Linked DNA regions of Homo sapiens: region 1 is linked to region 2. Evidence: chromatin loops called from intact Hi-C (ENCODE). Cell type or tissue: Calu3. All regions are shown on one strand.

Region 1 (2,500 bases), 52 kb after region 2:
CATTTAAGACAAAAAAATACACACATAGTAAGCTTTTGTGAATGAAATGCATGCCCCAGCAAGTTTTTCTGAATTTTCTTTTCGCTACCCATGATGATGTTTACTACCTGCCCTTCCCCAGTTGGACTCCGATCATTTAAGGATCTGAAAGGCATTTTATCAGTTTAGAGTTTAATTAAAATTCACGCTCTGATATTATAATTTCATCAAAATCAAAACTCTTACTGGAAAATCCCTTGCTAGGGAATGAATATGTTTACCAATCAGTGATGTTGAGACAACTGAATATCAATTTGGATTAAAAAAAAAAAAACTAGTTTCTACCTTATACCAGCATAAATTCCAGATAGGTTAAAATAGGCAATGTAAAGAAAAAAGTAGCACCATAAAATTACCACAAGAAAATATAGGTGAATATTTTAAATCTTTGAATGTAAAAAAGAAATAGAGGTCATAAAAATGATAGTTTCTATAAAATTTTAAAACACATGAGAAAAATTTAAAACTTAGGATCAGTTTGCAATGTACATAACAAATATAGAATCCCCTTAATCTATACTTAATATCTTAAATATTAAAGAGAGAGAGACACACACATCTTTCCCCTTCTAAGAGACTGAAAATAGAAACAGACAATGGCCAGACCACATATAAAAAGAATTCTGACCCTCAACTTCTGCAACAATTGAACTTGGCCCAAATGGTAAGGACTTGGTCCTGTCAGCTTCTCTAATTACACTTTCAACTTCATAAATCAAACAGAATCTTCATCTATAAATCATATAAAATCCCCTCCTTGTAGTTAGTCAGCCTCCAGCTTCCCTATGCCAACAGTTTCCAATTAGGGCATACCTGAAAGCTTCTTTTTTTCCCCACTGTATTAGTCCATTTTCACACTGCTATAAAGAAATACCTGAGACTGGATAATTTAGGAAGGAAAGAGGTTTAGTTGACTCACAGTTCCATGTGGCAGAGGAGGCCTCAGGAAACTTACATTCATGGTGCAAGGCAAAGGGAAAGCAGGCACTTTGTTCACAGGGAAGCAGGAGAAAGGAAGAAGGGGGAGGCACAAGACACTTATCAAACAACCAGATATCATAAAAACTCACTCAGTATCACAAGAACAGCAAGGGGAAAATGCTCCCCTATGATCCAGTTGCTTCCCACCAGGTCTCTCCATCGACACATGGGAATTATAATTTGAGATGAGATTTGGGTGGGGACACAGAGCCAAACCATATCACCCTCACTATAAAGCTTTCCCATTCCGTTTACTGCCCTTGAGTCTCTGACAAAGAGGAGTGATGATGGCTGATGGACTTGCTATGGCAAGCTCTGAATGGATGGTCTCAGCTTCTTTTCATTTGAATGGTCTTTATTTATTTCTACACTCCCCAAAATGTACTTAATAGAAAAATAGGCAAATAATTTGAATATACAATTAAAAAATAAAAAAGGAAAAAGAAAAAAAAGAAATCAGAGAAGGTCAAAAATGTATAACCTCATTACCATTCAGATAAATGCAAAACAAATTGATCAGATTAGCAAAGATTTAAATAAATGATAATGACTTACTATGGAGAGGGTATGGAGTAAGGTTGTTGTTGGTGAAGTTTTCTTTTATGTGTATATTGAGAGGTGATATTTTAGTAACAGGAGAAGTTATCTATATATCAATATGGGGAATTAGCAGGATAGGAACACAATTTATAAGAATATAATACAGCCATGAAACAACATCCATAATAACGTTTTGAAAAATCATATGATGTATTTTCTCTTTTTGGTGAAGTGTACTTCCATCCGTCTTGCCAAGCAGTTTTTCTGACATTCAGACTTGGCCGAGAGTCTGAGACTTTTTGCTCCAGGAAAGGGGAAGATGGACAGTGCTGAGAACAAAAAAGTCACAGTTCAGCTTTGAGCATTTTAAAGTCCCTATCAAGACAAAAATCATAAAAACAGGGCTTTAGGAAAGAAAAATAATACTTTTCTAGAAAATTCCCAAATGGGGTTTTCACAAATCAGGAATCAATCATCGAAGCCTGAAAGAATAGAAGTTATGCCAGAAGGGACATTTCCATCACACAAGTACAAAAGACCTTGTGGGGCTATGGGCAGGAAAAGCTAGGTGAGAGAGGAGGAAAAATTAATCTCATTTTATTGTGGGCTTTGTGCCCTGGTTCCGGTGTTCTATTAGATCTCTGGGATTTCCCTGAGAGATTTGACAATCCCAGAGCTCAGGGAATTTATAGGTTGCTTTCCATATGAGATACTGGTTGACCATCTAGCAAAGTGTCTTGTGGCTATGTGGAGTGGGCACAGCAGGAATGCCAGCATGGTGGACTTAGGTGGAGAGGGCCTGAGACAGGGTCCCATGACTCCCCCTAGCCTGAGCATAGTGTAGAAGATAGCCAGACATTCCAGTGTACCCAGTTTGGAGGGGTGTGGTGGGGTGGGTCGTGCATAGCAGGTGACTGACAGCTGAGAGCTAGTGGACCTA
Region 2 (2,500 bases):
CACCTGCAGTCCTAACTTCTTGGGAGATTAAAGCGGGAGAAATGCTTGGGTCCAAGAGTTTGAGGCTACAGTCAGCTATGATCATTCCAGTGGACGCCAGCCAAGGCAATGGAGTGAGACCCTATTTCTATAAAAGACAAACAAAAAGAGTATTATTTTTAACTCTGTAAAAGTCACGTGAAAACAAATACACCAAAATGTATACCATCATCAAATTCATGAAGTAGAAGTAAGCATAATTTGTTCTACTTTTGTTTTTCTTCCTATTTTTTGGGATTTTTCTCTCTCTCTTTTTTAAAACAGACTTTGCTTCTGTAAGAAAAAGTAACCTGTAAAGGGTAGTTAGATATAACTCTAAATCTAGTAAGAACAAACAAACCAAAAAATAGAAGGCATTAAACTTGATTATCTCCCATCCTTTTTAAAAAACTTTAATTTTGAGATAATTGTGGATACATAAGCAGCTGTAAGAAGTAATATGAGAAAATCCCATATACCCTTCACCCAGTTTCCCCCAGTGGTAACATCTTGCATAGCTATAGTACCTTATCACACTAGGAACCTGGCACTGATAACAATCCAATCCCTTTTTACTTCAACATTCAAAGATTGTTGATGAGTGTTCCCTCACTCCTGATGGACAGTCCTTAGAACCAAATGGACAAAGTGATCTGCTAGCATTTCATAATTTGGTAGACAAACATCACCATCCCAGGGTCTATGTTTGGGGTGAGCTCAGGAAGTTCTCAGTTGTAGCTCTCCTTTTGGTAAGAAATGCCCCATTTAGCTGCCACAAGTTTTTCATGCCAAAAAAGTTGGTTGGGTCTCATCCTTTTGATGGTCTTTTACCAGAAATTGCAATAAATCATGTTGTGAGGACTCATTTTTAGGGCCAAGGCCACTGTTGTTTGCCTGTATTGTGGCTGACGAAAGCAGCAATGTAGAGAGAGCTCCCTTCATACCTACCAGTACCTCCCGATGGCCATCAGGATCATCTTTGTGCAGGCCACAGAGACCCCTGTGGTCCTGGAGAGATGGATGCTGTGCAACACAAGTGGGAGATGCGGGTGGCAAGGTGGCGGGTGTTGCTGTGCAACACAAGTGGGAGATGAGGGTGGCAAGGCTTACACTTTTCCCAGACAAGTCTGTGCTAGGTCCAAAGGAATGAAGGGAACCCTTAAATGCTTACCATATGCCCTGTGTTTTATATATAGTAGCCCATGGCATAGGATTTTTAAATGGTATTTTCCTGTCTCTGTATGGGCTGAGGCTCCACAAAGAAAGCAAAAACAATACTTGGCACATACCCCTGCATTCCAGAGTGCTAATTCACCGATATAAGACTTTCAGAAAGGGCGGTCCCAAAACAGTTTTGCAACCCTTAGCGCACAGCCCACCTTATATGTCTATCAAAGAGTAAAGTCCAGAGGCCAAGAGGAAAGGTATTTTGGAGAAAGCTGTTGGGAAAAGAAAAAAGTTTTGAAGAGGATATTGTGCTCTCTGGATGGGGCAGATATTTAGAGCTGCTATTTCCTGTCATAAGACACTTTAGCAGGTTTCTCAGTCTTTCCTACTAGAAACTTCTAGTTATAATTTCTATGAAGAATCAGAGCCTGGGCTGTGGGGCACTGGGCTAAGGAAAGAATGAGCAAGAATCGGGAAAGAACGATCAATGCCCTTCCCCCATAAGGTTGACAGCAGGTGGGAGATGCTTTGGATTGGCTGTCAGATCAGAATTTCGGATGATATTGGATAAATATTTTAATGCCTGAAAGTCAGTCTTAATGACCACATTGAGACTTTTCTTGTAAGTAGAAGTGCTTGGAGAGCCATAGCATCTTTCCAAGTTGTCATCAAGAGGTGAGGGGACATAGATAGGGCAAAAGGTTGTGCAAGGTGATGGGTAGGAAGACACTAAAATTTCAGGAGAGCAGAAAATGGCAGTCAGACAAGGCTGGCACTTCCATGCCCCTAAGCATGGGCACCTCCTTCCATTTTGCACCATAGACACCTCACTTGCCTTACCTTAATCAGCCCTGCATTCAGCCACAAAGACACCAAAGAACAAAGGATGGTTGCCAGGATAACAGCACTGAGGCAGAATATATTTGACAGCAGAGGTAGGGCAGATATAAAGTTGTTTCTATCTGTACCATTGAGTTCAGACATAAAAAATAAATAGATCGCAAGCTAGCGTGGGGTTTTAGCTTCTTTTCCTGACCCTGACCCTGAGATGATATAGAAGTAAGAAGGAGTGGAAGAATCTAATAAAATGATGCAAAGGCAGTAAGAAATGCTCAGAGAGACTGAGGGTGGTAGGAGCTTGCTTCATATGTGGATTTGCGTGTATGTATTTGGGGGTCAGGAGCGGAGAGACACAGCCAGAGAGGCCAGGATGCTGTAGACGAGAATTAACTAAAGAAAAGTGTCTTAATTTTTGTGTTCCTTTTTCTCCCAGCCCTATTATCCGATATGAATAATTTCTTACTTTATAACCATT

What was found. Peaks named below come from ENCODE experiments on the same cell type or tissue, not always from the same donor. Only the 100,000 strongest peaks of a DNase experiment are listed, where the experiment ranks them.
Region 1: a loop joins it to region 2, with 2.5 times the contacts of the local background. A loop is called at or near these places in 1 of 110 quality-filtered maps.

The regions. Positions count from the first base shown.
Region 1 is chr7:31,671,526-31,674,025 of GRCh38, reverse strand. It overlaps a transcript of PDE1C not described here. Among named protein-coding and RNA genes, the nearest start is that of PPP1R17, 14 kb to the left of the region's middle. In Calu3, no CTCF peak of the experiment used is centred here; no DNase peak of the experiment used is centred here.
Region 2 is chr7:31,723,715-31,726,214 of GRCh38, reverse strand. It overlaps a transcript of PDE1C not described here. Among named protein-coding and RNA genes, the nearest start is that of PPP1R17, 38 kb to the right of the region's middle. In Calu3, no CTCF peak of the experiment used is centred here; a DNase peak (open chromatin) is centred at 1,334.